Linked DNA regions of Homo sapiens: region 2 is linked to region 1. A link is a loop called in an ENCODE intact Hi-C map of the cell type or tissue named here. Cell type or tissue: Caco-2. All regions are shown on one strand.

What was found. A loop is a pair of places that touch in the nucleus more often than their neighbours do. Peaks named below come from ENCODE experiments on the same cell type or tissue, not always from the same donor. Only the 100,000 strongest peaks of a DNase experiment are listed, where the experiment ranks them.
Region 2: a loop joins it to region 1, with 3.0 times the contacts of the local background. A loop is called at or near these places in 2 of 110 quality-filtered maps.

Annotation. Positions count from the first base shown.
Region 1 is chr11:108,646,451-108,651,450 of GRCh38, forward strand. No RefSeq gene overlaps it. Among named protein-coding and RNA genes, the nearest start is that of DDX10, 16 kb to the right of the region's middle. RefSeq lists enhancers at 1,650-1,699, 1,730-1,779. In Caco-2, a CTCF peak has its summit at 2,018 (motif pointing left); a DNase peak (open chromatin) is centred at 2,021.
Region 2 is chr11:108,546,770-108,551,769 of GRCh38, forward strand. The region is part of intron 1 of EXPH5 (exophilin 5); the gene reads right to left. Among named protein-coding and RNA genes, the nearest start is that of EXPH5, 44 kb to the right of the region's middle. In Caco-2, no CTCF peak of the experiment used is centred here; a DNase peak (open chromatin) is centred at 2,922.

The sequences.
Region 1 (5,000 bases):
GAGGCCGAGGTGGGAAGACTGCTTGAAGCCAGGAGTTTGAGACCAGCCTGAGCAACATAGCAAGACCCCGACTCTACAAAAATAAATTTAAAAATGAGCTGGTTGTAGTGGCATGCACCTATAGTCCCAGCTACTTGGGAGGCTGAGATGGGAGGATTGCTTGAGCCCAGGAGTTCAAGGCTACAGTAAGCTATGATCATGCCATTGTTCTCTAGCCTGGATGACAGAGTGAGACCCTGTCTCTAAAACCAACCAACCAACCAGCCAACCAACCAACCAACACAAACAAAAATGTGATAGCAATTAACTGTATCTTCTGCTATGTACTGAATATTTGTTATTACACACTAGATTGTTCTTGCTGATAGAATTTTGAAGCCATTTTCTGTTTCCAGATCAGCATGGGAGATAGTGGTTTCTGCACACAAACAAATTGGCTTGTTTTTAGCATGAATGATTTGTGTTTGTGCTGAACAAGACTTTGCCAGCTAAATGGTCTGGCAGAAGCACTACGCATATATATAGATAACCAAGCAAGAAATGCTTTCAATTTACTTGCTATATTTTTGAAGAATAATGTATCTGCCTAAATAACCTAGTGGGAATTACCTAGCTTTCTCTTCATTTGTTTTTCTAAATATACATTACTCCAAATATTTTAACAATTAATGAAGGTATGACTGGACATTCATCTTTTTCACTTGATATATGGAAATATAAAACCATTATCATTTTGATTTCATTCAATCACTATATCTGGTTATAATTCAGCTGTGTTTTTAATCACTAATATACTCCAGGAAGTTCCATGGTGACACTGAATGTATTACACTATCAATTTATTAAAGATGCTTTCCTTACCAAAATACTTGTTCCAAAAGTTTGTTAAAAAGTCAATTATTTATAAAGGTGAATATGGGGGGAGGAGGCAGAGCAAGGTGGTCAGATAGAACCCTCCAGCAAATGAACAATTATTCATGTAAGAAAGCACATTCATAAGGCAGTACCTGTTTAACATTATATCAAGGAAAGAGGAATTGAAGAGGATAGGAAAGACAGCCTCGCATTGCCTATACCACCCTCCTCGATCCCTTGGCAGTACTACACTGAGCGTGGAGAGAGAACATGTGCTCTTGTGGGAGGGAGAGCAAAGTGAGTGTGGGACTTTGCTGCCTGTCACAGTGGAAAACAACACAGAGAAGAATTCTGCTGGCACCCACAGAGAGATTATCTAGACCAAAGGGGAATCCTCTGCCCCAGCGGTAGTATCCTGAGTTCCCGTCCAGCTCCACCACCGGTGGCTGAGGCCCAGAATAAATTTGGGAGGCAGTCAGGTCACAAGGACTGTAGCCCTTGGGCAAACCACAGTGCTGGGCTAGGCTCAGAGCCAGTAGACTTGGGATGCATGTGACCCAGTGAGACACCAGTTGTGGTGGCCAAGGTAGTGCCTGACTTATCCCTCCCCTTAATCCAGATAGTGCAGCTTGGGGAGAGATTCCTCTACTTGGAGAAAGGAGAGGAAAGAACATAGAGGACTTTGTCTTGCAACTTGGGTGCCAGCTCAGCCACAGTAAAATGAAGCGTCATGCAGATTCCTGAGGCCCCTAGTTTGAAGCCTTAGCTACCATCACATGATGGTATTTCCAGACCCAGCCTGGGCCAGAAAAGGAAGAACCTGGCAGAATCCACCACCTGCTGACTAAAGAGCCCTAGGACCTTGAATAAACAAACATCAGCAGTTGCCAGGCAGTAGTCCTAAGGGCCTTGGGTGAGACCCAGCACTGTACTGGCTTCAGATGTGACCCAATACAGTGCCAACTGTGGTGGCCATGGGAATGCGTGTGTCACCTCTCCCCAAATCCAGGTGGCGCAGCGCAAAGAGAGACTCCTGATGGGGGAAAAAGAGGAAAGAAAGCAAGAGTCTTTGCCTGGTAAACTAGGGATTATACTTTATTTTACCCAAGCCCATCAAGGCAGTGCTTCTAGGAGTCTGCAGCAGTTGCAGCGTTACTGGGCTTAAGGCGCCTCCTAGTGCTGATATGGCTTCAGTGACCACAGGCTTAGATCACAATACTAAATTCCTTTTCAGTACAGCCTTCCCAAGAACAGGCACAGACAAGCCCAGGCTGCTAAGATTGGAATAAATACCTAACTCTTCAATGGCCAGACATTAATGAACATTTACAAGCATTAAGAACATCCAGGAAAACATGACTTCACCAAATGAACTAAATAAGACACCAGTCACCAAAATTGGAATGATGGAGGTATATGATCTTTCAAACAGAATTCAAAATAGCTGTCTTGACGAAGCTCGGTGAACTTCAAGATAACTTATACACACAAGGAATTCAGAATTCCATTGGACAAATTTAACAAAGAGAATGAAATAATTTTAAAAATCAAGCAGAAATTCAGGAGCTGAAAAATTCAATTGACAAACTGAAAAATGCATGAGTCTCTCAACAGCAGAATTGATCAAGAAGAATTGGTGAGCTTGAAACAGGTTATATGAAAATACATAGAGGAGAAAAAAAATAAAAAGAATGAAGCACACCTTCAAGATCTAGAACATAGCCTCAAAAAGGCAAATCTAAGAGTTATTGGCCTTAAAGTGGAAGTAAAGAGAGATACTGAGGTAGAAAGTTTATTCAAACAAATAATAACAGAAAACTTTTTAAACCTAGAGAAATATCAATATCCAGGTACAAGAAGGTCATAGAACACAAAGAAGATTCAATCCAAATAAGACTATCTCAAGGCACTTAGTAAACTCTCAAAGGTAAAGGATAAAAAAAGGATTCTAAAAAGCAGCAAGAGAAAAAGAACAAATAACTTATATAGGAACTCCAATATGTCTGACAGCATATTTCTCAGTGGAAAGTTTTTAGGCCAGGAGAAAGTGAAATGACATATTCAAAATACTGAAGGAAAAATATTTCCATTCTATACTATTATATCCAGCAAAAATGTCCTTCAAACATGAAGAAGAAATAAAGACTTTTCCAGACAAACAAAAGCTGGGGAATTTGGTCAACACCAGACCTGTCCTACAAGAAATGCTAAAGAGAGTTTCTTAATCTGAAAGAAAAGGACATTAATGAATAATAAGAAACCAGCTAAAGGTGTAAAACTCACTAGTAGTAGTACACAGACAGATACAGAGTGCTCTAACACTGTAATTGTGGTGTGTAAACCACTCATATCGTGAGTAGGAAGACTAAAAGACCTATCAAAAATAATGACTACAACAACTTTTCGATAGATACATAGTATTAAAATATACAAATAGAAAAAACAAAAAGTCAAAAAGGATGAAAAGGATGGAGTTAAAAGGTAGAGATTTTTAGATTTTTTTTTTGTAATTAGAGTTGTCATCAGTTTAAAATAATTGATTATAAGATGTTATTTGCAAGCTTTATGGTAACCACAGATCAAAAATCTACAACAGATACCCAAAAATTTTTCCAAAAGAAATTAAAATATACTACAGAGAAAATCACTTTTACACAAAGGAAAATGGGAAGGAAGGAAGAAAGAAAGAGAGGACCAACAAAATAACCAGCAAACAAATAAGAAAATGGCAGTAGTAAATCTTATCTGTGAGTAATAACATTTAATGTAATTGGACCAAATTCTCCAGTCGAAAGACATAGTAGCTAAATGGATTAAAAAAAAAAAGACCTAAGTTTATGTTGCCTACAAGAAACATATGTCACCTATAAAGACACACATAGGCTGAAAATAAAGAAATGGAAAAAGATATTCAATGCAAATGAAAACAAAAAAAGAGCAAGAGCCAGGCATGGTGACTCACACCTGTAATCCTAGCACTTTGGGAGCTGAGGTGGGAGAATTGCTGGAGGCCAGGAGTTCAAGACCAGTTGGGCAACATAGCAAGACCCTCATCTCTACAAAAAATTTAAAAATTAGCTGAGTGTGGTGGCATGCACCTGTAGTCCTACCTACTTGGGAGGCTGAGGTAAGATGATCACTTGAGTTCAGGAGTTTGAGATTACAGTGAGCTATGATCACACCATTGCACTCCAGCCTGGGTAACAGAGTGAGACCCTGTTTCCAATTAAAAAAAAAAAAAAAGGAGCAGGAGGCAGGAGTAGCTATGCTTATATCAGATAAAATGGATTTTAAGATAAAAACTGTAAAAAGTGACAAAGAAGTTCATTCTATTATGATAAAGGGGTCGATTCTGCAAGAGACTATAACAGTTGTAAATATACCTACATCCGACACTGAAGTACCTAGATATATAATGCAAATATTATTAGAGCTAAAGAGAGAGACAGAACCCAATACAATAGTAGTTGGAGGCCTCCACATCACACTTTCAGCATTGGACAGGTCTTTTAGACAGAAAATCCACAAAGAAACATTGAACTTAGTCTGCAGTACAGACCAAATGGAGCTGATAACATTTACAGGACATTTCGTCCAACAGCTAAAGAATACACATTCTCTTCAACACGTGGAACATTCTCAGGTATAGAACATGTATTAGGCCACAAAATTTAAAAACATTAAATAATATAAAAATTCAAAAACATTGAAATCATATCGAGTATCTTTTCTGATCACAATGGAATAGAACTAGGAATTAATGACAAGAAGAACTTTGGAAACTATCCAAACACATGGGAATTAAACAATATGCTCCTGAGTGACCATTGAATCAATGAAGAAATTAAGAAAGAAGTTTAAAAAATTCTTGAAACAAATAAAAACAGAAACATAATATACCAAAACCTATGGGATATGCAAAAGTATTGTAGTACTAAGAGGGAAGTTTATAGCAATACATTTCTATATCAGAAAAGTAGAAAAACTTCAAATAAACAACCAATGATGCATCTTAAAAAACTAGAAGAGTAAGAGCAAACCAAACCCAACATTAGTGGAAGAAAATAAACAATAAAAATCAGATCGATCACTTGAGCCCAGGAGTTCAAGGATGCCGTGAGCTATGATTGCATTACTGCACTCTA
Region 2 (5,000 bases), 100 kb before region 1:
TAAAAATACTTTATAAATACTGCTGTAATAAATATCATTGTGCATTTTCTATTATTTTTTTTTTTTTCTGTCACCCAGGCTGGAGTACAGTGGCACAATCTCGGCTCACTGCAACCTCCGTCTCCCAGGTTCAAGTGATTCTCCTGCCTCAGCCTCCTGAGTAGCTGGGACTACAGGCACGTGCCACCACGCCCAGCTAATTTTTGTATTTTTAGTAGAGACGGGGTTTCACCATATTGGCCAGGCTAGTCTTGAACTCCTGACCTCGTGATCCACCTCCCTCGGCCTCCCAAAATGCTGGGATTATAGGTGTGAGCCACTGCGCCTGGCCATGCATTTTCTATTTTTACAGTGCCTCTGCCAGACACTAAAGTAGAATGATTGGGTCAAAGAGTCAAAACATTTTTGTGATTTTTTTTAAAGTTAAATTTTATTTTTTCTAGAGACAGGGTCTCACTCTGTTTTCCAGGCTGGAGTGCAGTGGTGCTATCATAGCTCACTGCAGCCTCAAACTCCTGGGTTCAAATGATCCTCCTGCCTCAGCCTCCTGAGTAGCTAGGACTACAGTTGCACGCTACTATGCCCAGCTAATATTTTTATTTTTTGTAGAGATGGAGATCTCTACAAAAGTAGAGAGGTCTCACTCTGTTGCCCAGGCTGGTCTCTCACTCTTGGCCTCAAGTGATCCTCCCACCTTGGCCTCCCAAAGTGCTGGGATTACAGGCATGAACCACGGAGCACAGCCCTTTTTGTCATTCTTTATACATACTACCAAAATAACTGTACCAATATCACTTATGCCAGCAATGTACAAGTCTGCCACTAGGCATCCTTGGAAGACAAGGTATTATTATTTCAAGTATTTTTATTTTTCTAATATTTTGGTGTTACTATTTATAATTGTTAGTAATTATTTTTAAGAATCTTTCTTTGTTTAATAAAATATGTTACATTTCTTTGATAAGAGGAAGGTTTGAACCCTTCCCTTATGTTTGTTTAGTAATTATACTTTGTGACTTGGCAATTGAGCGTTTCGTCAATTTTTAAATCAGTGTCTTGGCTGGGCGCAGTAGCTCATGCCTGTAATCCCAGCACTTTGGGAGGCCAAGGCAGGTGGATCACCTGAGGTCAGTAGTTCAAGACCAGCCTGGCCAACATGGCGAAACACCATCTCTACTAAAAATACAAAATTAGCTGGGCTTGGTGGCGGGTGCCTGTAATCCCAGCTACTGAGGAGGCTGAGGCAGAAGAATCACTTAAACCCAGGAGGCGGAGGTTGCAGTGAGCCGAGATTGCACCACTGCACTCCAGCCTGGGCGACAGAGTGACACTTCATCTTTAAAAAAAAAAAAAAAAAAAAAAAAAAATCAGTGTCTCAGAGTTCTTTACTGGAATAAGAAATGTTTAATTTAAAAACCAGCTCATTTTTCTTATGTGTTTTAAATAAGAAAGTTTTTGACTTTTTTTTCTTTTTTTTGTTATCTTATTGTGATGAGATTGACTTTCATTTTGATTAAATTTTGAATGCTGAGCTGTACAAACCTGACTCTGGCTAAGGCTGTTGGAAGTAAAACATAAATAATCCATGGATATGTTTATGTTAGTATTTGTTTCCTGAAGATAGTGAGAAATGAAATTCAGACAGTAGTGTCATGCAGATACATGAAGGGGGCAAGATTTTGAAGAAATTCAAATATTTTTAAAGCAGAAATATTTTAAGGATAACTCTGGAGATGGCTGTCAGGAAAGTGATGAACAGGTACAGTCATCAGCCAGAATATTCAAGGTTCAGGTAGTCGATAATGGCATTATGTTTACTATTACCAAGGAAGCAACACAGAAATAGTTTTGACCTTTGATGTAAGGGTGACCCAGGAAGGGAAACGATGACATAAAAGTCTAAATTCAAACTCTCTGGGTACGTGTAATTCATCTTCTTAACCCTACACACCCAAGAGCCCTATGAAGTATAGTTTGTACATTGACAATGGTTAACTGAGCTTCTGGTACTAAAAGGAGCAAAACAATTATAAAATCAGTGGTCTAGATTCATTCATTTACTTAAAAAAACTATCAAATACACTCAACATTAGCAAGTAAGAAAAAATTCTAAACATAAAGTGGAAGTGTGGTGACAAAACTTGAGGACAGTACTTTCTATTTCCACTAGCCTCAGTTTGACAAAGATAACATTTGTTTGTAAACAGAATTCAACCAACTTCATAACCAGCCTGCACAACGCTCTTCCTCTTCCATGTGGGCTTGTTATATGTTCAGCACCAACTGGGATGTACCATCCACTTTATGCCAATGAGAACCTCAGGGTTGAGAATGACATACATACAGGGAAATTACTAATACACAGCTTGCTTGCTTAATTAGTCCAGCTTGACTCAACATATCACAAGGGACTGTTGTCTACACTTCTAATTTGTTTTACCCTGAGGCTGATCAACTTGATTAAACTAAATCAGGTCTTTTCTTGCTAGGCCAGAGGCCCAGCCCTCTGTTCCAAGTCAAAATGTCCTTTCTTCATTCACATGAATCCGTCTGTGAAATGCTGCCTTGGATTTCATCCTAGCACCTCTGGAACACACCACTCCTCTTATGTTCCGATTCCTGAGTTAAACTTATTTTTCCTTTATTTCCAGCCTTGAGTTATGACACCCACCTCCCCCTCCTCTTCTTTGTCTTTCCCAACTTAGTCCTTGCTGACCTTTGCTTGTCACTTTTGTTTGACTTTATTCTGAGCAAGGCTTTGTGCCCATCTTTTCTCCAGGACAAATTAATTATGTACTAACCATTTAGAACGTGCTCAGTAAATGATAGCTGTCCATTTATCTCCCGGTCATTGTGTGTAAGTAATCCTTTGGCCCCACTTATCTGCTCCTTGTTAATGATACCCTCCCTGGCCCATTCTTGAGTTACTATCAGGTAGGAGACAGAGCCCAGGAGTAGTGTCAGGTTCTAGCTGGGTGATCTTGGCCAAATATTTAACTTTCTTGGTTTTTCTTTCCCCACTTGTCAAAGAGGAATAAATGATGTGTAGATTGTTTGCAAAGAATTCCTCCACAATTCCCATCATTCCTGGAGGTACACTCCTTGGCAATGTGACTTTTTGCCACTCTTAGGAGGTGGGGTCTCTTTTACCTCTTTCCTAGTGGTTGTAAGGAAAGTGGATGAACAGGTACAGTCAACAGCTGGAAAATTCAAGGTTCGGGTAGTCAGTGATGGCATTGTGTTTACTATTACCAAGGAAGCAAAACAGAAATAGTTCTGGCCTTTGAAGTAAGACTGAGCCAGGACAACTACTGTTAAGAGGCACCTCCTTTCACCTCCTCCTGGAATCTGGGCCAGACTTGCACTTGCTAAGACCAATAGAATATGGTGGAAGTGAAACTGAGACTTCTGAGTCCAGGCCTCAATGGATCTTATAGCTTCTGCTCTCTTCCTCTTGGGATCTTGAGACTTCTGTATAAGGAAGCTTGGGTTAGTCTCCTTGAGGATGAGACCATACACAGAAAGAGGCCTGGCAGAGAGCCATTGCCAACTACCCAACATGTGGGTGAAGGCATCTTAGACCATCCAGACCCAGCCAAGCTGTCATAGTGGTGCCCAATGAGTGATCCCCGGCAACCCACCCAGCTGAGCCCAGACCAAATGGCTAGCCCACGGAATGGTAAGCTAATAAACAGAAGTAGTTTTAAGCCTTTAAATTTTGGGGTGAGACTGGGAGCAGTGGCTCACATCTGAAATCCCATCACTTTGGGAGACCGAGGCAGACGGATCATTTGAGGCCAGGAGTTCGAGACCAGCCTAGCTAACATGGAGAAATGCTGTCTCTACTAAAAATATAAAAATTAGCTGGGCGTGGTGGTGCATGCTTGTAATCCCAGCTACTCGGGAGGCTGAGGCAGGAGAATTGCTTGAACCTGGGAGGCAGAGGTTGCAGTGAGCCAAGATTATGCCACTGCACTCCAGCCTGGGCAACAGAGTGAGACTTCGTCTCAAAAAATAAATAAATAAATAAATAAAAAATAAAAATAAAATTTGGGGTGGTTCGTTATGTACAAATTGAAAAAAACATGGATACAGATGAGGTTATCTTGAAGACATCTTCCAGTCTAAAATCTATGGTCAGAAAAGCCTCAACATTCCTACATCACATCCAAATCATTGGGAAATCTTATAAAGCCGAAAGAGGTCTCCAGATATAATCTGGCCAAACACCCTGTCTTCGGGTGAAATCATACCAATAAAAAATAATAACCGATGATATGAACTGAGCTCTTGCCATCTGCCGGATTTTGCAGTTCTTATTGCCAATCCTCACCCTAACACTGCTCCAGCATCGTCCTCATTTACAGAGAGGACATGGAAGTTCTGCTGGAGCTGCCGAACTGAGACGCGAACCCACACGCCTCTGAGTCTAAAACCCATGTTCTCCTAACCGTGTATCTCATTGTCTGTGGGTATTATTAACCCCACTAAGAAACAATGCAATTGATACAAACTTACAGTGACTTTTGCCAATTAAACAGGCAGTAATGAGAATTCAAATATGATTGAAGAGAGAGCAGTTATGCAAGTTTGAAAACAAACAATTCCCTAAGCCAGGAATAGCTTCCATTTTCTTGTCAGAAAAATCTCAAATGTTTCTCAGAATAGTTCCCTTTATCAGCTCCTCTTGCCAAAGGCATCCATTCCTCTTTTTGATGTTCTCACTTCTCTGTTTATCTCCTCTCTGACATCTCTGACATTTCTCCTTCACTTTTCTTACTCCCTTGCTTCTGTATACACATTGTTTTTTTTCTTTTACAGCTGATCTTCGCGGACCTGACCGTCTTGTTACACCTCGTTCTCCTTCCAGGCAGCTAAGCACCCCAATCTCTGTCAACCCTCCACTCCTTAAGGACATCTTGCCAAATAGTCCCTTGATCTCCTACAAGTTCAGCCATCAGCCAACCCCAGAATGAAGTTTCCAATTACATCAAATCCTG